3 separate regions of the Mus musculus genome follow, and regions 2 and 3 are each linked to region 1. Evidence: chromatin loops called from intact Hi-C (ENCODE). Cell type or tissue: left cerebral cortex. All regions are shown on one strand.

Region 1 (8,000 bases):
TATCAAATTTGTCAGCAGTACTACAAGAAGACCTTGTCAAGCTCAGTCACAGTAAAGCCCAGGACTTTACACAAATGGACACTTAAATTATGATAGGAAAAGAAGGGTCACCAACTGTCACTGAAACAACTTCATAATGGAGGTGTGGTGTGGAGCTTATCGGGAGTGACATTGCTGCTAGAAACTGTGCTTGTGGCCAGTCAGGAGTCTGTGGAACTTTTCTCGAGAGTAGTGTGAACTTCACCCGACTGTTCAAGCGTAATTGCAACTACACAGCATTTTGCTTTCAGGTATATAAGTTCTCTGGCTGTCTGCTACCACTTCCTGTTGGAGTTCTGGGGCTAAGTAAAAGATATGGGAGTTTCCCTCCTCCTATCAACTGAAGACATAGCTTGACACTATATTCACCACATTCACCACACAGAAGGTACAAAGACCAAGAGTTCACATGAGACTCACCATGTATATATACCTCCTAATCTCAGCTGTCGAAGGGTACCTGCTTTAATGTTTTAAATGTAACGTTTAAAGTGTGAAATGTAATACACTACACACACACACACACACACACACACACACACACACACACACAGAGATCTGTTGGGGTGGGGTGGCTAGGGATTAAGTCCAAGGCCTCGTCCATGTTAAGCATATACTATATAATTCAGTTAAACCCTTAGCCAAGAAAAGTGATTTTTAAAAGATAGTGTTAAAAGGTCCTTACAAGAAATGTGGGGGGAGTAGGGCGCTGGTAAATCTACTGCCGAGGAATCCAAGGAATTTAACATGCTGTATTAGTGAGATTTAGTCACTTTCTTTTCATTTTTTTTCCTTTTAAAAAAGTTTATGTGCCCATGTGTGCGCCTGGGTGGGAGATGTCTACGTGTGAGCGCAGCTGCCCAGAGAGGCCAGAAGAGGAGTCAGGAGCCCTAGAGTTGGAGTTGCTGGCTGACAGGTATTTGTGAGCCACCTGCTATGGGTGCTGGGATCTAACCTTGGGTCCCCAAGAAGAACAGCAGGTACTTTTAGCTGCTGAGCCGTCTCTCTTGCCCCAGACTTACTCAGTTGTGAAAGTTGAAGCAGGAGGAAAGTTCTGAGAAGTTTGCACGTGGAACAGACACTGTCCCCCACCCTTAACTTCTTAGGAACTGTCCTTTCCAAGCTGAGCTGCAGCATGCAGTCAACACTGAAGAAGAGTCCTTTGGGGCTTGGAAACTGATACCAGAAATGAATGTCCTTTAGCAGCTGTACCAGCTTGCACCAAGTCTCTTACAAATACACTTTCGAGAAGGGAGATGACATTTAAAATCTGCTTCCTCAGAAAAGTCCCACTCAAGACTAACTGCCAAGAACTCGCAACTCAAACTTCCTTCAGCCCAGATATCACAACACCCAAATTTCCATTCAGTCTGTAGGAAAAAAAAAAATCAGAATAAACCATGGAGACTCTTTACCAATACTTACACTGGAAAGTGCTCGATACCTACTTTTAAAATGTCACCTATTTTCAAATGCCACAAATATTTAAACACGGATTTTGTTTTGTTTTTAATTCAAGGTTTTTTTCCTGCATAAATGTATGTACACCATGTAAATGTCTAGTCCCCACGGAGGCCAGAAGAGGGTGTTGTATTCCATTAGAATTACAGGCAGTATGAGGTGCCAAGTGAGTGCTATGAACCAAACCTGGGTCCTCTGTAAGAGCAGCAAATCCTCCTAACCACCATAGCAACTTTCCAGCCCCTTTGACATACTTATTGTCAACACACTAGTTCCCCATTACTTGTGGATCACCTGGAAAGCCATTTGAAAAATGCTTTAAATAAGCTAGTATTAGAGGCCAGACAACCAAAAAGCTGATGAGTGAGTGGGCCACTGGACTGCAGCTATTTAACAAAGGAAATAATGTTAAGGTCATCCTACTGAAGGTTTAAAAGCAGTTTTGATGTGTTCTTCAGTTTACAACTTAAAGATCCTGTTTACCTGCACACAATGTCTTTTACTGAAGATACAAGAGCAGCTCCCAGTGAAGAGTGAGAAATTTTTTTCTTGAGTCAATTAGAAGTAATTGGGAAATATACAGTATGTTATGATTCACCTACAAAGTAATTAGAATCAAAGGAAACTACACAGGGAGGCAGGCGGAATGTACAGTCAATCACTTGGCTTGGATGTTACCAACTACACGAGCTCAAGAATTTACAAAGTTGAGAAACTTACTGCTGCTTCCCAAGACACGGAATAAGGCGGTGAACAATAAATTTCTTCTAACCACATCATCTCCCAAAGTCCCCAGCCCCTTTAATTCCTATAAACACTCAAAAGATTTTTAACACCCCGTAGACATTACTCCATCATTAGTCACTTTTTAAATCTCGATTCAAAGATGTCAAGAGAAAATGGAAACCAGCGTTCCCAGTTACTAGGGAAAGTCCTGAGCCCCGCGTTTTCCATTTCCTCTCTGATCTCTCAACCCCTGCACTGCATCCCCTGCTTCCCCTTCTCCTTTCTAGTTAACACTCAGCTCGCCTTCACTTTCTCCACCAAGTAGCCTCAAGTCGCCCTCGGGTCCTCCTGAGTCCTTCTCCCACCTACAATCTTCTGCATTTTCTCTTGGCATCTCTGTTCACACCTTTAGAGTCAATGTCGTTTTATCGCTTGCCTCCTGATCATTCAGTCAGTCATTCCCCTCAATTCCCTGTTGACCGCCTCCTAGTCTCACTTCTCTTGTCCCTGGTGTCCTCTGCCCCTTTACTTCATTTGAAGCCCCTCTTTGAGTCCTCAAACCTTCATTTCCCTCTTCACATTTCCTTCCTCTTTCCTGTCTTTCTAACCCACGTTCGTATTCACTCTCCCTCCCCTCCTTCTCTTTCCGTACGATTTCCTGTGTTCCCCCGACTCCGTCCCTCTGGGACGCCGCTGCCGCCGCCGCCCCGGAGCCCCCTCGTGTCCCCAACACCCCTGGTTTCCGATTGCTCCGGTTCCCTTTCGTCCGTCCGCAGTTCCGCATCCCCATCCGTCCCTTTCAGCCTCTCCGGCTCTCACTGCCCTCTCCGCGGCCCTTCGGGGTCCCCTTCTCCGGTCGCCAAGCCCTCGCGTGCCCTCTCCCAGGCCCCCAGGCACCCGCCCCCCTCGTCTCAGCTCCCGTCCCGGGCCGCGGCCGCTCCCTCACCGATGGTGGAGATAAAGGTGGTGTTGAAGGCGTCCTCTGAGAAGCGGAACAGGAGGCAGGTCTTGCCAACGCCGGAGTCGCCGATGAGCAGCAGCTTGAACAGATAATCGTACGTCTTCGCCATCTTCTCACTCCGGCCCTCTCTGACCGCCAAGAGCAAGGAGGCGGTGGAAAGCAGCGCGGAGGGGGGGCCTCTGGCGAGGGGGCGTGTCTGCCAAGCCACCCGCGCCCCGCCCCGCCTCTCGCCCCACCCTCTTGAGGCGACAGGCTCGCTCCTCCCCGTCCCAGCCAATCTGCCCGCGCCTTGTCATCACCCTCCGCCCCGCGAGGCTTTATGGGATTTGTAGTACTCTGGGAGAGCCGCGGGCGTGCCTCGCCCAAACTGTCCGAACAACCTCCCTGGATAACAAATCTGAGTGATGTAGGGTGGTGTGTTAAGACTTTCCATCCTTACAGGGAAAAGACGCTTCGTTTCAAACTCCTCTTCTTTTGCCAAGGGAACTTGACTTTGTTGTTTCTTTGTTTATGGGCATCTTTCAAATCCAAGACCTCGGAATCTAAGTCCTGCAGTTCGCTCATCTACTTGCCTGAACCCGGAGCTCGGCAAGCTTTCTTTGGAGATGCAAAGGTTCACGAAGTCTGTGAATTAGCTGCAGAGTATTACCCAGCCTCTCCCGTTCCCGCCCATTTCCTAGGCCCCCTTCCACAGCCCTTCAATTATAGAGCTCAAGGAGTGATGTTAGCGGGCTAATTTCATTCCCACTTGTGCCTTCTGAACTACAGGCCACAGCCAAATGCGATGATCATTTTAGAGGCTCTGCTTCATAGATACCGCCTCGCGCACCGCGGGAGGATGAATTCTTGAGAAAGAAAGAAAGAAAGAGAGAGAGAGAGAGAGAGAGAGGGAGGGAGGGAGGGAGGGAGGGAGGGAGGGAGGGAGGGAGAGAGAGAGAGAGAGAGAGAGAGAGAGAGAGAGAGAGAGAGAGAAAGAAAGAAAGAAAGAGAGGAGAGGGGAGAGAGGGGAGAGAGGGAGAAGAGAAGAGAAGAGAAGAGAAGATAAGATAAGAGAAGAGAAGAGAAGAGAAGAGAAGAGAAGAGAAGAGAAGAGAAGAAAGATGTGGGAAGGCTTGTGCTACGAACAGCTTATAAAATAGCGCCACCTGAGACAGGTGACGGGAACTTTGGCCATAGAAGATGTAGAGATTTAGATTTGGATTTAGTCTTTGCTAAGCCACTTCACAGCTGTGTGAAGTCTCACAGGCTTGACACGTCTCAGTTTTCTCATCTGTAAAGACGAATGAAAAACAAACTACTTCATAGGTTGTAGTGAAAATTAAATACTGAGTGTGAAAGCACTTTGAAACTTGGTAAGGTGCTGTGAAGTGTAGGTGTTAGTTGCGTTTAAATTTATCACTCCTCAGGAGGCTTTCAATTAATGGGTGGCAAAAGGAAGGGAGGAAATAGCACTTTGATGTATTCAATTCAAGCCTTCATTATTTATTACCCTAGACTAATTCTTTATTGTTCAGTGCTCTTTTATCTGCAAGTGGCAGAAACCCAGCCAGATCAAGCCCCTGTGAGACAAGGGTTTACTATCCAGATCATGAGGAAGGAGTGGCTAAGGGGGACCAGGAGCTTTATCTTGTCAGAAGTCTCTGTCTCATCTCTGCTTCTTTTTCAGTTTTAATTTAAAATATGTTAAATACCAACTGTCCTAACATACACACACACCAACAAAAATTCTTTTGGATGCCTCCATTTTTAAGAGTATTAAAGGGGCCCTGCCTGACAACAAACTATCTAAAACCCTCTAGGACAAAACTTACCTTAGAGACAAGGAAATACCTTCTAGCAGAGGTTGTTACAGGAAGCAGTGGAGTTAATCATTAGAATAATAATAAAAAAACTGGACAGTTAATTGAACACATTGACAAATTCTTCTAAGATTCAACAATGCCTGTGACTTCATGTACAATATCAGCAATGTTGCATGTCTGGTCCTATTGTAGCAGAAAATTTAGTTGTTCCTAATATTGACCATCACTTCCAGTGTAGAGAGAAGATGAAAGGTATCATTAGCTCATACTTATTGATCACACAATGCCCAGAGGGCAGCAGCTACTTTTGCCAACTTAATATCTAATGTCTAGAGTATGCCTTAGGTCAAAGCTGCCTTCAAAGTCATGGTTCTGAGGAAGGACTAAGTTCCCTTTGGAGAAGGGATCCCTGCCTTCTGGCATCAATCAAGCTTCTTTGCCCAAGCCAAATTCTGAAGCATGCCTCTGAGTAGGGCTTCACCAGGGTCTGAATGGTCCATGGCTCAGGTCCATTCCTTGGTCCTCATTCATTGAACAGAAGGAAAGAAGTCTTCAAAGTCCATTGGAGTTTTCCTAACTTTATTTTTAAATTTAAATCATTTTTTATCTTTATTGTGTATATGTATGTAATGGGGGCAGGGTTTGTGTCATGGCATATGTTTAGAGATCAGGAAAATATTGTGAGGTTGTTCTTTCCTTTCATGTTTACATAGATTTGGGGGATCAAACTCTGGTCATCAGATTTGTGTGTTCAGTCACCTCATTGGCCCTCTTCTTTTTAAGGATTTTTATCTATTGATATACTTTGGTGGGAGGAATGCTGGAGAGATGGCTCAATGGTTAATGCTAAGTTTCACTGACTGCTTTAAGAGGACTCTGGTTGGGTTCTCAGCAACCATGTGATGGCTCACAACCACCAAGAGACCTCCAGTCCCAAGAGACCTGATGCCCTCTTATGGCCCCTTTGGGCACTGCACACATGTGGCATGGTACACAGACAGGTACCACATGTGGTACACATATAGCCAAAACACCCATACATAAAAAAGTTTTTTTAAGGAAATAACTTTCGGTCCTACTATTTCAACTATTGGCAGTTTGTGTGTGTGTGTGAAAAGGGACATATTTATATAGTAAATAACTAAGTTCAGAAGAGAAATGCAAGTTAGGAAATTTAAAGTCCCTAGATTTCCTTAGGGGAATTTTGTTAATTAATGGGATTTAAAAAAAAAAATTCTGTCATATTTTCAGTTCCTCAGTATTTTTATACTACCACCTATGTATAATATTGGGACTTTCTAATCCTACATTTGTATACCAAGGTGAACTATTCAAGCATTTTGTTTGACTTTTTTTAAAAATCAGATTTTCTTTTCATTATGCATTATTAATTCTCAGATTTTATACACTGGTGTATTAAAGACAAAATTCACAGTGATAGTAAATGGGTAGCACTGATGCAAGCCATTTGCTCAAAGGTTTGATTGTGAATATGTTTGTAGAGTGGGGGCAACAGGTGACAGATTCTTTGTTGACATCATTTTTCAACTGGATGAGACTCTTCTAAAATGTCACATCACAATGATTCAAGGAAGACAGTCAGACCCATGCTTCTTGCCATTCGCTCAATCCATCTCTATAGAGAGCATTGACCAGCACGCTCAACTTGATTAAGAAAATGTTGACTACAGCTTTCTGTACTGTAGATATTGTAGATGAAAACTGAACAGAGACATCTCAGGAGTTTGCCCTGTGTGTATTTCATGACCTGAACAATCTCTCTTCCTGACCTTAAAAAGCTATTCTTTCCTTACTGGTGACTGAATCATGGTATAATCCCAATACTGAAAAGGGATCTGGTGTTTGAGGATGGTTTTGACAGAGCTTGAGTTTGTTTTTTGTATTCTCTTGTTCCTGGCTGGTTGCCTTTGCTCATAATAGTAAGCAAGATTGCCATGTTTTATACATTTGAAGGTATTACTATCTCCTGTAGTAGTTATTCTCTGGATAGCAAGGCCTCCCCACCAAAAACAACTATGGCATTCTTGAGAGACACTGTATCTTCTATGCAAAATGTCAGCCTAAGTCAAGAATTTGTTTTGAAATGTGTGTGCATGCACATCGTGTATGTGTATGCACACATTTGTGTGTATGTTGGGGGCACTGCGTGCCACAGTATACATGTGGAGATCGGAGGACAACCTCGGGTAACAGTCCTTGTCTTCCATCTTGTTTGTGGCAGGGTCTCTTCTTGTTCACCTCTGCATATTCCAGATGAACTGACAGGTGAGCTTCTAGGGATTCTCACGTCCCCACTTGGTCATAAGTGAACACTGGGATTACATGACTGATACTGCATCCCGCTTCGTGTGGGCTCTGGAGATCCAGACGCTATAGAGCCTTTCACGCTCACGTGCCCTGTGTTTTATCCACTCGGCCATCTCCCTAGCCTAAGAATGTTGATGTGTCGATCCATGACACTTGACTTTGAGAAATGTTTTCTTAAGAGAAACTAAATGTGGAGTGAGACCTGTAGACAAAGTAGAAATTGGCCATGCTGGGAATTCCCCCTCTCCTTGGATGCATTCTCCAAAAACCTAGGTGCTTACAGGAACCTGGATATTCAGGCCCAGGGGCTTCTGAGCCATGAGCTGGCAACCTCCATGTTGAAGCTTCCAGCCAGCTACTCTTGGGGCCTGGCCCTCTGCCATTGCTTGAGCACAGCTGTCCCGGTGGGCTACAAAGATGTCCTTCATAGTCACTGTCCTCTTTGATGACTCAGCAGTGACGTAAGTCCTCTCTCTGTAATGGAATAATGTGTATACTAATTTGTCTTCTCCCCTTCAATCTTGGGTCTCTTCGAGGAAAGAGACTTCAGTAATTTCTTGAATCCCCAGGATACCCCACTGGACACTTTACACATGGTAGGAACCTGGATACGCTATTGAATGAATGAACAAACAAACATCAGTCAGTCATGCCAACCAGGATAGCTACCTTAAAACAAAAAG
Region 2 (8,000 bases), 55 kb before region 1:
GTTTCTAAAGAATAAACATAAACATCTTGGAATTACACAATCTTTCAGCTACCCTTCCTTTTTGAGCTGAGGGCATACCGTTAAAATATGCAGGATTCTAGGATGGGAGTGTGGCTCAATAGTAGGGCACTGGCCTAGCAAGGCCCTAGGTTCAGTCTCTGGCATTAATCCAGGGCTTTGTGAGGGGGAGCACATGTGTGCTTCACACTGACACACTCCAAGAAATACGGGCATTTCTAATTAAATTCATAGCTTCAATCACACAGAAGAATCTCCTTGATATTGGGAGAAAGTCATTTGTTTTAATTTTCCATTTATAGCCGGAACTAATTCACTTCCTGTGATACTAAAATAAACTAAATTATACAATTTAATTGCAAAGAACAGAGAGATTTGTGGAACTATATTAAAGATCTAATATACAGTAAACCCCACCAAAGGATAAAGGTTCAAGGAAATATAGCCAATTAAACAGCAATTATCTTCATATTTATATCTACTTTATAAAATACTTCCAAACATGATGCCTCCACAGCCCAGAGTGAAGTGGGTGATATTATCATCTTTACTCTGTAAAAGATGCAGCAGGCTCAGGAGAACTATGGCCTCATCTTTGCCACTAAACAGCTCTCAGCCTTGAGTGAGACTCAAACAGTGCAGGTCTCAGCTGTTGGGCACCAGGATGAGACTCACACCAAACCCAGATCTTGTTATTCTCTTCCCTATCAGCATTAGAAATGTGACGAACTTATTTTGTGCTCAGCAACAAGGAGGAACAGAGAAACCAAGCACCTTTGAATGGATTAATCATATTTCCTTGACTCAAATACATTACTGATTTAGAAACAGCATATACATGCACACACTTACACACACACACACATATACACACACACACAAATATAATTAAAAAAACCTTTAAGGTTGAATGTGTTTCTCTGAGTTCTGTGATGGAACAGGGGGTGTGAATGGCAGTAACAGGTGACAACTTACTGCTTGCAAGTAGCATCCATATCCGTAGTATATGGCAGTCTGTGGGATTGTGCCCTCGACTTTTGATAGCTGATGCTATCTCTAAGTGAACAGTGCCAGAATTGAGTTAAGTCATGGAACGCCTACATAGTATCGTTTGGAGAACTGCTTAGGGTGGGCATAGAGGGTATGCCAAATACCTTGGATACATTTGGTATCCAAAATGTTTAAATATTTTTTAAAACTCACAGTACTTATTTTTTCCTTATTTCTCCATTAAATAGGCCCTACTTGATAAATTATAAAATAACAGAGCTATCGAACCTTCAATCTCATCAATCCAGGCTCATTTATAAGTGAAAAAAAGGCAGAGCCTGAGAAGGTGCAATGGTTTGGAGAAGTTTCTCCTGCAGGTCTTAAAGGCCTGGTCTTCGGGGCAGTGGAATCTTTGGGGGCTGGGCTGAGTGGGAAGTCCTGAGGTCATTGGGAGCATGTTCTTCAAGTGGATTGTAGGGCCCTGGGCCCTTCCCCATGCTCTGCCAAGCACTCCCTGCCACTGCCACCCAGCCCCTCATCAGAGACCCAAACCAATGGTCTCACCTAATCTAGGTCCAACTGGGAGCCCAAGCAAAGCATCTCTCTTCATAAATGCAGTGTCTCACACGTTCTGTGACACTGTGTTAGGGATGGACATAAAAGCAAGTACTTTCCCCAAAGTCCTCAATTTACAAGGCTGTGGCTTGACTTTCAGACCCAGGCCTGACTTTCAGCCCAGGGTCTGTACCATTTTGCTGTGTCTGAGTCACAGCTGTGACTACAATGAAGGAGTGTATGCTTTTGAGAATCCGTTTTTTTGGTTTTTTTCTTGTCCAGAGCTTAGAACAGACGGGCTCTGGACTTCCTTCCCACTCTGGTTTTCCAAAGGAAAGGTCTGAATGCCTGGATGATGTTTCTAATGTCTTGAGTCACATTTTAACCTTAGACTTCCAATTCCAGGAGATATTCCACAGGCCTTCATTTTTTTTTTTTCTTAACTTACCATATCTGAAGTTTAATTTTCTTTCCGTCGAGTTCTATCGTTCTGATTTTAAAATCAATTCCTGCCAGAAAACAAAAAAGGATATGCTAAGTTCCTTAAATTCAATCCAAGTCTTATTAGGGAGGGAACAAAGATTTCTATTGAAAAAAAAAAAAAGCTCTCCAACGCACTGGAAAATGTGAGCGCACAGAGGGTGTGAATGGCATGTTTCCTCTGAATTCAGGCTGGAGAAAGGAATGCTAGTCACTCTGCAAAGCATTCCCACACATGTGAAGTGCAGGATTACAGGCCTCATTATTTGGGCACAAATGGACCACATCCTTCAGAGTTACATAATTCAGAAGGACTGAGAACATAACATATTTTCTCCTTCCTGAAATACATACACACAATATTTTCAGTCCTAGTGCCCCAACCTTCCCTACAGAAGACTGTAGAGACTCTTTAAAACAATTTTCTTCCCCTCCCTTCATTTATTTTGTTAGAACCTGCCCACTTAGGAAAAAGAAAATGAGACTCTGCCCATTTGATGTCCAGGGAGGGAAAGCTGATTCTATTTTATACAGTTAGCAGGGACTCCATATACATCTCAATTAATGTTCCCTGAGAGTTACTGCCTAGAACTGAAATGGCTAAAATGCTTTTTAGCCCTGGCCACATTTTGGAATTCCAGAGAGAACAACAACAACAACTCTCTTGACTAGGCCTTCCTCCTCCCTAATCCTGAGACTGACTTAGCTGGTTAGTCTGGTTAGCTGGTGATTTTCAAAGCTCCCTGAGTAATTTGAAACTGAATCCAAAGCCCAGCAAGCCCAAAGGGTGACAAGAAAGGGAAAGCATTTAGGACTTTGGCACTTCAAAAGTTGGACATCTCTTCACCTATGCATCCGCAAGCCGTGACAATCAAAACTTACTTAGGACTCTACCACACAGCAGTGCACAGTCCTTGTCTCAGTAGCATGCTTTATCATTAATTGGGAAGCAGGCTTTATTTTCATTTTTACTTTTGAGACAAGGTGTCATTAGCTAAAGCTGGTTTCAGGTCACTGTGGAGCTGAAGATGACCCTGAATTGACTTTTCTGCCTCTCCCTTCCCAGTGCTGAAACTGCACACATGCACCACCACTCCACCACCCCTGTTTATGCAGTGCCAGGGAAGCAAGGACTTTCTACAGGCAAGCACTCTACCAACTGAGCTATAGCCCCAGCCCCAGGAACGAGGAAGGGCTTCTGTAGGGATCAGAGATAAATACAACTGGGCAGCAATGCACTAAATCGCCCTCCTCTGGCCACTCAGCTGTATTTAGTTTTTTTTCCCACTCTTTTACCTTTTACACTAAACTCAGTTTCCAATACTTTTCAAGAACATTTATAAACTGTGTCCTATAAATGGTCTTGAACAGTAACTGCAGCATTTGGAGTGTGGAGGGGTATCATGCAGCCATGTATAATATTTCTTCACAGGGAGGTGGAAAGCACCCAAAAGGACCGTTTCCCAGCTCCTGCTTTCAGTAATGCATATGCATAAACCAACTGGATTTCACCCTCTTCCCTCTGTGGTACTTTTCCATGCGGGAGCCTTCTTAGCTTTCTGCATTTGGAAACACACAAAAATCCCACCCAAGCCGATCTAACAAACTAGCCTCTTAATCATTCTCCTCTCTCACTAATGGCCCTGGACTGTGAGCAATACAATCTGATACCAGTGTTCCCAGGTTACACGCCTCCTGTTTCCTCCTCTCTGGTAGTTGGCTTTGCAGGAGCAGTTGGAACTGTAAGCAAAACTTAGTAGTGTGACTAGTGCTGCAAGCATCCCATAGCACCTGTGTCTGCCCTCACTTGTTTCAGGTGTAGACACCAGTCTTTATTGTCATTTGACTTTTTAAAATACCCCCAAATCCAGTATAACAATGACCCATAGAGATCCTCTTTTGCCAGGCAATGTGACTCAAATTGGTTAAAAAAAAAAAAAGTACTTGGCAGCCTGAGTTCAATCCGGGATCCCACAGTGGAAGAGAGAATTCCTTAAAGCTGCCCTTTGACGTCCATACATGGACATGGTGTGTGTGTGTGTGTGTGTGTGTGTGTGTGTGTGTGTGTGTGCGCACGCCACATAAAGCTCAAGTGTACAATAAATTAAAACAAAACAAAAAATCCTTCTTCCAGTCTTTAGCTCTTTCTAGCTCCCACATAAAGAACAATGCCTAACACTCAGTAGGCATTCAGTAAGTGTTTCCTAAAACTAACATTCAAAAATGTTATGGCACTTGGGAGGCTGAGGCAGGTGAACCTCTGAGTTCAAGGCCAGCCTGGTCTACATGATGAGTTCCTGGAGAGCCAGGGCTATATGTAGAGAGACCCTGTCTCAGAAACAAACAAACAAACAAACAAACAAAAACAACAAGAAAAGAAAACAAGAAAACAAGAAAAGAAAGGAAAGAACCCAAGTCCCCTGGAAGAGTGTGTGCTCTTAACTAGTGAGCCACATCACAGAAATAAAACCCACTAATAGGAGTGGCGAGGAGGACTGGAGGGTGAGAAGTGAGACTTCAGATTTGCAAGTTCTGCTGAGTACCTCACAAATCAGGAAGACATCACCCAGCACTGAGGTGCGTGCGTGCTTCAAAATGGAGAGACAGTGGATCTGTGAAATGTGCTTGACCTCCTTAACCCCAACCAAATGTGGCTTGAGAAAGCCTCCATTCTCAGATGCTCCAGAGACAGGAAAATCCAACTTCACTCAGCACTAGGCTACCTCAGTGATTTGCCTTATAAGGAAAAAATGGTCTCAGTCAATCCCATCAGCCAAGCTTTAGTCAAACCAGGTTCAAAATAAGGCAAATGCCAAGTTGTAGTTAAGAGGGCTTCTTTCTCCCTATCTCATTTGCCCTGACCTGTAACTGCTATCCAGCCGTGTGGTAGCCCTGGAGCATCACTGAACCTATCCTATTCTGGGGTCCACCTGACTCATGAATCATTCTGGGCTCATAAACACTATTAAATTTAATTTGTTTAAAGCTTGTTTTTCTTTCTTTCCTTACATATGCGTGGGAACAAGCTATCTCCATAGCAGAAGTGGAGGTCAGAGAACAACTTCTTTGTGAATGGTGGTATTTGGCATTGCTTTAGCTGCAGAGTATAGTTGGTTAGCTAACGTGGAAACACAATCAGGATCTTTCACTAGAAACGAAGGGTATTAATATTACTGACAAGTGCACACACATGTATGCACACCCAAACACAGACAAGCATGCGTGTTCTCATAATAGTTACAGTGATATAAAATCTCTCCCCCTAAAAATGAAGATATTTATAATTAGCTTGACAATAATACCAATAGAAATGCAGAAAACCAACATTCACTTTAATATTTCCTTTTCTGAGACAAGAGAGTAATTACGATAGAATTATATTGGTTAGGATACTCTGAACTACAAGTAACAGACTTCAACTCCAATTAGCTTAATGTAGCTGCTAACTCAGAGAGTAAGCCCAGCAGAGACATGTTCAGAGACCCTCAGTCCAGGGGTCCCAGCTCTTTCCTCTGTACCTCCCTCATCTCTGCCTTTCTAAAGGTTCCAGTTTATCCTCTGACTAATGTCAGCTCCTGACAACAAAAGCAAGATGAGAAGAGAACAGTCCAGCTACCTATTCCCTTTTATGATGCCCTTGTCTTCATGACTCTTCCTTTCTTTTTTCCTTCCTTCATCTCTCCCCTCTGGAGGCATAATGTAAAGATTATCCTTGTATGATTCAAATGCTGTGTTCGGTGCCCCCAAATGTGACTGCAATCCTTACTCTGAGAATCTCCCGTCTTGATGTTGTGTTTTTTGTTCCCCAATTATTCTCTGATTGGTCAATAAAGCTAGCTGATCACCCAATAACTGAGCAGGGGAGAGACTAGAACAGGACTTCTTCCCAGTTAAAGAGGGCAGGATAGAGAGGAAATAGGAATTCAGCTACAAGGAGAGGGTCTAGGAAACACCATGAGAAAACAGCAGAGATAGGCAGAAAATGCAAGTATCTCAGGAACTTTGGCTGGGAGGTAGCCACAGTAGCTTAGAGGATTAAAATAAAGTAATATAAAGTAGTACTGCTCAGTTACTGTGCCTTAAAGCTGTAAATAAATATAATAGAACAGTCTCAAGTATTTGGAAACTAGCTAGGTAAGAGAAAAACTGTAACATTAATAAAAATGCCAGTAATAGCTCTTTATTTTATGTGTATTCATGTATAGAGTGGGTGCACATCAGTGTGTGTGTGTGTGTGTGTGTGTGTGTGTGTGTGTGAAAAGATCAGAGTTCAGCCTAAAATGCAGATCCTCTGGCATGAGTCACCTCTTTAAAAATCCCTGTATTTATTTATTGAAGGTAGGGCATGCCACAGTGGGAATCAGAGGACAACTTGTGGGAATCTGGTCACCCCTTCCGCTGCCTGAGTCTCAGAGACTGAACTCAGGTTGACAGGTTTTGCAGTAAACACTTTTATCCATCGAAGCATCTCACCAGCCTCTCTCTTACTGGCCTGGAGAGGAAAGCGAGGCTGGCTGGCCAGGGAGCCCCAGAATCCCACCTTCCAAGCATGTGGAGCTCAACATTCAGCTTTTTTTTTTTTTTTTAAACATAGGATTAAACTCAAGTCCCTGTACTTGGAACTTTACTAATAAGTTCTCTCTCCAGCCCCCTGTCTTATTTCTCAAGGACTTGTCATTGGAACATCATGCTCTGGTGGGCTAAGTCCTACTTCCTGCAGTAACCACTGCCTTGGGACTTACCAAGATTGAACTAATTCACCCCAAGATTCAGGTTAAGGCCCATCCTTGCAATAATGAAGCTGAGTTACTTCCCCGGTACACAGGGCTACTATAAATAGCTCAAGAGTGGAAAGCCTGCTTGGCATAAATCATATCTTTTATAATATTCAAATTTGTATCATTAATACAATTTCATATTTGCATCTGTGTGACGTGGGTAAGCCATGACCAGAGTCATGCTGCCGACACGCATATCAGTCCACTCCACTGACTGGTGCCAGCTGTACTTCTCTGACGTTCACTTCAACCACTGCTTAATCAAGAAACAGAAAATACATAGGCAAGATATGGGCAATCCAAGACTCTGATGCCACCTCTGCTAAACTGTGATGGTGACAGCCAGGACAGTCCTCCAGCCCTCCTGGCCTGTTCTAATTCCCCAAAGGAGCTGTGGAGAGGAGGGGGAGGAGCTGCCACAAATGCCAGCATCAACAACCACAGTACAGGTTTCTGTGAGGTGTGTGGGCAAAACACCTTTACACACAGATAAAATAAATAAACATTTTGAAAAAGAGTAAGATTGAAGAGGGCTATTACATCTCTAAAAAGCATAGCTTTCTGAAGGAGCTTAGCTATGTTTAAGGTCAAAAGAGTCATCCGATTTCAATAGACTTTTAAAGAGCATCAGCTTTTGGCAATGAATAATATAATAATTCATGTTCAAAATGATAGCTTTGTGTTGCCCTGACTTGAGAACACTTCATGAGTTACTTCATAGCAACGTGGAGGCTCATCCAGCTGGCAATCCAAACCATCATCTACCTTGGGAGACCAGACTCCCCGGTCGAGGCTGCACTGCTCAAATATACCCACTACAATTTTTCTTTTTCATAGTCTTAAACTGACTTGGCTTCCCCATTAGTATTTATCTATTCCAACAACATAAGAAACAAACTGTAAAAAAAAAAAAAAAAAAAACACTCCCAAGGGACTCAAAGCCATTTTCATTTTGACATTTTTTTTCTGAATGATTCTCATAGAAATGGCAGCTCACAATTGATTCGTGCTATTCACTATAAAAGGCAGGAGAGGAAATAGAACCACAGAATCACAGGCCTGGCAAGAATCCTGGAGAGCACAGGTTTGTTCTCATGGCTAAGAAAATGGGCCCAGATAAATGTGGGAATTTCATCAGTCATAAAGACTCATGCATGATGGATTAAAGATTAAATTGTT
Region 3 (8,000 bases), 54 kb after region 1:
GTGCACACACACACACACACACACACACACACACGAATGCACGCACACAGGCACACACAATGCAGGCACTATACTGGCCCACTGCAATCATTAACCTGATTGAAAGCCATCAGAATGGCAAGCAACATCTTGACCTTTTTGAAAAATGAAACTTCAACAATAACAACTTTGTTAGGAGGAGGAGTCAGGACTCACCAGGTTTAAAGAATAAAGGGTCATTTTTAAATAATCTTAGTGATTCAATTGAATTTTCAAACTTTTCTTTCAAATACAATTCGCCTTGTTCGAAGTCATTCTTTTTCTTGCCTGGCTTCGCGCTGCGGCATCTGGCTTCGCTGTCCTGCTCGACTTTGGCTTTCGGTGCGTCGCTCTTTTCGTTGTTTTTGCCTCCCTTTTCTTTCAGTTCTTTTTCTTGGTCAGATGGTGGCGGGGTCCCTTTCACCATCTTCAGGGCTTTATAAGCTTTCTCTTCTTTCACTTTCTTTATGTCCTTTTCATAATGACGAATTCCACTTAAATGCGAAATTAGTAATCTTGTTGTGACAGAAACCTAACAACAAAAAACAAAAACCACACAACTTCACTGACAGTGGTAAATTGTAGCAAACAAGCCAACAAGGGCCTTGGAAGGAAGGCTCACAGAAAAGTAGCCAAAAGATTATCATATAGACTGAACAGGAAATCTAAGAAATAAAAACAAGCCAAAGAATTCTATTGAATATTTAGAATAGGGTTCTGGTATACACAGTGTAACATACGAGTGGGAAAACAGGCTGTGAGTGTCACTACCTTTTCACCCTCGTATTCTTTTTCTGGGAACTCGGGAACATAGTGCTGCACAGGAAGGTCCAGATCCAGCTTCCCTGCTTCCCACAGTTTAGCCAGAGCCACCATGGTGAGGCTTTTGCTGATGCTTGCGATTCTCATGACCGTTTCTGGCTTACAGGGTACGCGGTTCTCCACGTCTGCATAGCCTAAACCTTCAAAGGAAATAAAAGCAGAAAGTCTGACACTGAAATTGTATCAATTAAAATACACTAGGTATTTCTTTTTAAGACACTGGACTAGCTGGGATAAGAGTCTTTTTTTTTTTTGGAGGGGGGGGGGGTCCAGACAGGGTTTCTCTGTGTAGCCCTGGCTGTCCTGGAACCCACTCTGTAGACCAGGCTGGCCTCGAACTCAGAAATCCACCTGCTTCTGCCTCCCAAGTGCTGGGATTAAAGGCATGTGCCACCACACCCGGCTAGGATGAAAGTCTTATCAATACTGACAATTGTAAGTGTGTTTATAGCTGAACTAGAGTTTACCTGGTTATTAAGTCAATATTTTCAGATACTATTAGCTTAACAATATGATGATGACACTTCTTTTTACATAGCCCAGGTTGGCCTTGAACTCAGTTTGGGATTACAAGTATTGTGATGGTTATTCTTGGTAGTTAACTTGACCACATCTGGAATTAAAATGCAAAATAGAAGGCATACTCATTAGGGATTTCTGCTTTTTGAAGTAAAGTGGGAAGACCTACTTTTAATCCAGATCTTTGAGATAGGAAGACACACCTTTAATCCAGATCTTTAATTCAGATCTAATCTGGGCTATGCCTTCTGCAGGAAGCCTTTACACGGACATGGAAGAAGGACACTTCTGCTCTTTGCCTGCTTGCTCTCCGCTTGCGAGTAAGTCCATCCTTCACTCCCATTAGAGCCTATTTCCTGGGACTCCAACATTTAATGAAGACCAGCTGAGACATCTAGCTTTGATGACTGAACACATACTGGAATCTTAAGACTTTTCATTCACAGCCTGCCATTGTTGGAGTAGCCAACCACAGCCTGGAAGCCATTCTTATAAATCCACTTTCTACATAAACAGAGAGAGATTCATTCCATAAGTTCTGAGAGAACCCTAATATAGACTTTGGTATCAAAATTGGGGTGACAGATATTGTAGCCAGATTCGTATAACCATGCTTGCTAGTCTACACTTTAAATAATTTACATTCCTTAAAGAAAACATCACCATTCTTCATAATTCCTCATATTGTAGTTTTCTGTTTTTGAGCATCTTCGCTGAATTCTTTAAAACAGCCAGCAAATAAAATGAATACAAAAATATGTCGAGTTCCCTAACCACTTGCTCAATGCAGCTGCAACCAGAGGAAAAACAATATATTAATTTTTAAAAGCGTCTTCTAGAAAAAAAGTTTGGTTTTCATCTTCTGTACAGTATAAAAGTATGCATTTAGATGTAAGAAATATAAAAAGCTGAGGTATGAAGAGAATACATGATAAATGTAAAAATATTTGTATAAAACTTCTATTTAGAAAGCTGGCATTTATTAAATTCTTTTTAAAATTATTTTTATTCTCTTTTTCCTTCTTTCCCTCTTCCCAATCCCCCCAATGTGTGTGTGTATGTGTGTGTGTATGTGTGTGTGTGTATGTATGTATTACATGCACCTATAGATATCAGAGGACAACTTGCAAAAGTCGATTTTCTCCTTCCACCGTATTGGTCCCTGGGATTGACCTCAGGCTGTAAAGTTTGGCCTTTGTGGGCACCAAGTATGCACATGGTACACAGGCATACATGCAGGCCAAACAATCATACATATAATGCGCATGCCCATAGAGGCTTGGAAGTGAGTGTCAGACCCTCTGGAACTGGAGCTACAGATAGTCGTGACCACCATGTAGGAACCAAACCCAGACCCTCTGCAAGAGCAGCAAATGTTCTTACCCACTGAGCCATCTCTCCAGCCCTGCCCCTGTTAGGCTTTTTGGATCAGGATCTTCCACTATGTACCCCAGGTTGGCCTCAGCTCTTCAGTGCTAGGGTTATAGGCATGTGTTACCATGCCCAGCATATTAAATTTTTTCATAAACTAACTATGTTGACTAAAATATACATATACTCAAGTGAAGTGTAATTTTCCCAGACCCTACCACTTTCAGCAACATCTTCTGAAACTACTGCTTTCCTTAAATAATGCCTGAAATATCATTCACTAAAAACCTAGGTGATGAGCTAGGTGTGGTGGCTCAAGTCTCCAATCCCAGTACTGGGGAAGGCAAAGGCAGGCAGCTCTCTTATGAGTCTGAGGCCAGCCTGCTCTACAAAATAAGTTCCAGGACAGCCAGGTCTGTTACACAGAGAAGCCCAGTCTTGAAAAACAAAACAAAACAAAACAAACAAACAAGCAAGCAAATAAATAAATAAATAAAACCCAAGTAATGAACTGGAGCAATTTGTTCATAATGGAGAAGTTATGAATATAAGAAGTCATAATCAAAGAAATGGTACTTTGATGCACTTACCATAAAAAGAATAGAAATGGTTCTCTCTGGCTGGAGAGATGGCTCAGCAGTTAAGAGCACTGGCTACTTGCTCTTCGTGAGGCCCTGAGTTCAATTCCCAGCAACCACATGATGGCTCACAACCATCTGTAATGGGATCTGGCACCCTCTTCTGGTGTGTCTGAAGACAGTTATGGTGTACTCATATAAATGAAATAAATAAATCTTTTTTCTTTTTTTTTTAAATGGCTCTCTCAAAGCTTCTAACCTTGGAGAGGGATGGATGCCAGGGTCTCTACATGCTCAGGCTGGCCTCACACACATCATGTGACCTTAAGCTTCTGATCCTCCAGCTTCTACGTCCTGAGGAATGGGATCATGGGTCCATACCACTTTGATTTATGTGGTGCAAGGGATTATACCCAGAACTTGTACCCAAAAGCAAGCACCAACTGAGCTCCATCCCAAACCACTTCAAGCTTGTCGTTAAAAACAAAACAGGTAACACTCTGTCTAGTAAATGTAATAATAAACTGTAAATCATTAAGGACCAGGGATATCATGTATTCTTAATACTTGGTATAGTGCCTTTTACAGAAGTGGGGAATAAAAAAATTACAGAATGAAAGAATAAAAATATGCAGAAACTGACATTTTAGTTACTAATAAGGGTTATCTAATATGTAATAGTGGTAATTTAATGGATTGTTCTACATTCCATTTTCAGACCAATTCTTAAGAGTAAACTGGGAGAAGAAACAGCATTTTGAACACATCCACGTACTTGAGTCACACAATTTAATTATTTACTTTATTTTGCCCTCACACATGGAGGCTAAGCAAGTGAGCTTCCACTGAGCTATACTCCTAGCCCAGTTAGTTACATTTTAAACTTTCCAGTGATAAATAAAACAGCCTGATTATTCTAGGGATACATTGTCTCTACAAATGTGCCACTTTTTGCAACTCCAACCTGTAAAACATCAGTATTTTATTTTACCAATAACAAAATGGGCTACCTGCTGAACTCACCTTCTGACCAGACTTCTTTTCCATCTACAGAAACTCCAACCACGATGCCGGGGGCACCAACCTCATCCTAAGAGAAAAGAAAGACCCTGGTGGTTCAAAAGTAGACTGACTCCGCCCACTCTGCGGTCCCGCCCACCAGGAGGGCAATGGTTCTGCTCCGATTGCCCTGGCCGTCGGAGTGCACAGGACTCTAAAGGGGAAGGGGCGGGCCCCTCCGCGACCGGTGACCTCAGCTGCTACTTGAGCAGCCCTAAGAGCGTCAGCCCGCGGCCAGGCAGTCAGAAAAACGGAAGCCGCCGCCCTGACGCCCACTGGGCCCGCACCTTGATCCGGTGTAGCAGATCGCGGCTGCTCTCGATGGCTCTGGAGAAGCCCCTGGCTGCTGGCGGCGCAGGCGTGTGCGGGCTCCCCGGGCTCAGGGCCTGCTCGTGCGATAACTCGGTAGTGCCGGACGCCTCGGGGTCCGCGGGGGACTGAATGGGGACGGCGCCCCGCAGCCCGACCACCAGCTTCGCGCCGAGAGCCAGCCCCAGCCCGAGCCCCAGGCCGCCGGCCCAACCAAGGCCCAGCACAGGCAGGCCCGGTCGCCTGTGCGCCCCGCGCCGCCCTCCGTCCCAGGCTGGGCCTGCGGTGGCCGCAGCCCGAGCTGTCACGCTTGACAGGAGCCGGTACATGTTGCCTCCGCAGAGCCGGCTGCCTCCTAGCTTGCTCCGGCTTGGCCCGCGGCGGGCGGGACGAGGGGGCGGGGCTGAGGCGGGGCTTTACAGTACCTCTCAGTCAAGGCCGGGTGGGTGAGCGACGAGCGCATCGAGCGCCTGGTCCTCGTCTCCTTTCTAGCCTTCTGGCTACTAATCCTCTTTGGTTCCACCCCTCCTTTTCTTGCTTTCTTTTCCCTCCCTCTTTTTCATATCTTTCTTCCTTCTTTTATCTTCTCCTTTTCCTCTCTCTTCTCTCCCTTTAGCTCTAACCTCCCTCTCTTGTTTTCTTTTTCTCTCGCATCCCACATTCCTCCCTCTATCCTCTTTTCTCTTTCCCTCTCTTTATTTCTGATTCTCTCCTCTTTCTCCTTCCCACTTTAGTTTCTACCTGTCCCTCAAGCCTCTCTTTTCCTTTTCTCCTCCTCATCTCTCTCCTTTTCCATGCTTCTTCTCTCTCACAACACACATGATATCCTTAGACAAGTCTCCTGTCACAGCAACACCCTCTTGCCACCTTATGCCTATGTTAACAACACTCGCCCCTTTGTTTGACTGAGATGCACAGTGGTTAAAACACTTGCCATGCAAACACAAGGACTGGAATTCAAATCCCCAGTATCCGGGTGAAAATGCCCAGTGGGCATGGCGCCTACCTGTAACGGATTGAGAAACCCAGCCTCAATCCAAAGTTAGAAGCGCAATTATAGATGGTTTCCAACATAGTCTGGGACGTTCTCAGGCAAATGCTAATATGCATGTATATACATGCACACACACAAAAGTGGGAAAAAGCAAACCTGATGTGGGTTTTTTTCATTCTTTTAGGAGAATTTTATGTCTTGACTCGCCTTCCTGCCCAGTGACAATCATTCTAGCAAACATTAATCATCGTAACTGCTCTGGAGATTGGTTGTGTTGTCTGACATCAGTTCCATGAGGAAACTGGAGTAAAGGGAGGCTAAGGGATTTGTCTAAATCTACAGAGTTGTCAGGTGATGGCCCAGAAATGTACCTTCTCAGCCTTCCTCTCTTGTCAGAGGGTTTGAAGGGTTCTACGATCAGAGGCGTGGGCGGTGAATCAGCTTCCCAGTGGTGCGATGGATGCAGCTGCAGCTAGTATTATTACATGGCCAGGGTCCACTGGGCGCTACAGCTGCCCTTCCACACCCAGTCCTGTTCTCTGAAGCAAACTCTAGCCAGGCTACTCTCAGTTCTCTTCCTGAGTAGGAAACTCTTCCACAGTTTCTCACAGCTCAAGGCTGCGTTGCTAGAGTGACCCTATCTTTCTTCAAAATACCTGCCTGAGAAAGATCAGAGTTTCCAAACGCAGTTACTGTTTGTTCCAACCACCACTGGAAAACAGAGCTCCTGTCCCCCAGTCTGTGGCAGAGGGTAGGAGCCTCACGTCATAAGTGCCAAATAGCAAAATGGGTGGATTCATGTGGACCAAAACCCTTTCTGCTTCTTGTGACTGTCCACACTCCTGATCAGCTCAAGTTGTCACCGCTCGCTCTCTCCTCCTACCCCATCACCTCTGCCCACATCCCATGGAGCTCCGCTTCCTCTGCCCTGCGTAGCTATGGAGTACGGTCTGGTGTCCAGCTGCGTCTGGCTTTGTCACACACATCCGTCGGTCCTGTCCAAAATGTGGCCCCTGAGAAATAGATCCTTGTTTTCCAAGCAAGGTCTTCAGGCGTGCATTCACTGTGAGGTTCGTGGAGTTGAGCGGTTAAGGCTCAGTGAGGAGCTCCAAGCAGAAAGGGCTGCCCACTCTGATTTGCAGGGACAAGCACACAGACATGCTTGGAGAGAAGGAACACAGAGGAACAGAATTTTGGTCTGATTGCAGGTGCTAATTATAAGAGACTTTCCTTTTCAAAAGACTATCTGTGGCGGGGGAGATAAATCCGTTCACAGAGTACTTGCCTGGCAAACTGGGTTCTATCCCAAGAACCACACAAACTGGGTGTGGTGGCACATGCCCAGAATTCCAGCGCCTGGAAGGTGGAAGCAGGAGGATCAGAAGTTTTCATTTTCTAGAATTTTCATCCATGAAGACTTGAATCATATTCTTTTTAAAGCCTTCCTCCTTTCACCCAGCATAATTATTCTGGTGTCAGCGCATGCACCCACAGCCCACTCTTCTATTTTATTATTATTTATGTGTTTTCATATACAAAAAGATAAAACTTGAAAGTGTACTAGATTTTCCCTCCTATTGTGTCGTGGGGATGTCTGCTCCTTCACACAGGGAGAAATACTAAAATCACCACAGGGAAAGAAAAAGATGGATGCAGCTGCCAATGAATGAACTATGATACAATCAATGTTCTTTCCAAAATGTTTGCATTTTGTAACTGTAGTTACAAGGATATCTGCTTCAGGCCATTTTAGGTAGGTGTGTGTGTGTGTGTGTGTGTGTGTGTGATATTCCTGCAGTTATGGCTATAACAGTTTGTTTATGCATTTACTAGTGGACTGTGCCTTTTCTAGTTTCAACCATTGAACATGAAACTGCTACAGACAACCACAATGTCTTGTTATAATGCAGGTTTTCATTTCTCTTAGAAATTATAGTTGGAGGTGGAGTGCAGAGCCATTGCATAACTCTGTATTTAATTGCGCTCCCAGAAGCAGCATTTCACCTGCCCACCAGCACTGCATGATAGTTTCAGTTCCTCAGTGTAGCTGCCAGCACTGGCTTTCTTCTTTTCTGTCTTTCTTTTTTTCTTCTCCTTTCTTTTTTTAGCCCTGGCTGTCCTGGAACTCACTATGTAGACCAGACTGGCCTCAGACTCAGAGATCCACCTGCCTCTGTCTCTTGAGTGCTGAGAATAAAGGCACTGGCCCAGCTCCAGCTTCCTGCTGACAGCCACCCCAGCAGGCAGGAACTGGATCTCACTGAGGTTTTGCCCTGCATTTCCTCTGAGAGCTGATGCTGTTAAGGTCAGTAGCTATTTACACATCTTTT

Evidence for each region. Hi-C counts contacts between places; a loop is a spot of excess contacts. Peaks named below come from ENCODE experiments on the same cell type or tissue, not always from the same donor. Only the 100,000 strongest peaks of a DNase experiment are listed, where the experiment ranks them.
Region 2: it touches region 1 in a loop (1.8-fold over the local background); 10 of 42 quality-filtered maps call a loop at or near these places.
Region 3: it touches region 1 in a loop (4-fold over the local background); 2 of 42 quality-filtered maps call a loop at or near these places.

What each region holds. Positions count from the first base shown.
Region 1 is chr9:66,916,338-66,924,337 of GRCm38, forward strand. It overlaps Rab8b (RAB8B, member RAS oncogene family), which reads right to left and starts at 3,368. Exons shown (of 8, transcript NM_173413.3): 1 at 3,173-3,368. The coding sequence starts at 3,296. In left cerebral cortex, CTCF peaks have their summits at 1,572 (motif pointing right), 4,349 and 5,944 (motif pointing left); DNase peaks (open chromatin) are centred at 1,273, 2,467, 3,443, 3,770 and 1 more place; H3K4me3 peaks cover 2,056 bases; H3K27ac peaks cover 1,267 bases.
Region 2 is chr9:66,861,412-66,869,411 of GRCm38, forward strand. It overlaps Rab8b (RAB8B, member RAS oncogene family), which reads right to left. Exons shown (of 8, transcript NM_173413.3): 2 at 2,012-2,072. It overlaps Gm40528 (a long non-coding RNA gene), which reads left to right and starts at 4,286. Exons shown (of 3, transcript XR_870875.2): 1 at 4,286-8,000. In left cerebral cortex, a CTCF peak has its summit at 3,320 (motif pointing left); DNase peaks (open chromatin) are centred at 2,270 and 3,509; H3K27ac peaks cover 2,093 bases.
Region 3 is chr9:66,970,387-66,978,386 of GRCm38, forward strand. It overlaps Lactb (lactamase, beta), which reads right to left and starts at 5,098. Exons shown (of 6, transcript NM_030717.1): 1 at 4,655-5,098; 2 at 4,332-4,398; 3 at 790-980; 4 at 196-550. The coding sequence starts at 5,005. In left cerebral cortex, CTCF peaks have their summits at 3,487 (motif pointing left) and 4,446; DNase peaks (open chromatin) are centred at 4,592, 5,083, 5,670, 6,937 and 1 more place; H3K4me3 peaks cover 1,660 bases; H3K27ac peaks cover 3,400 bases.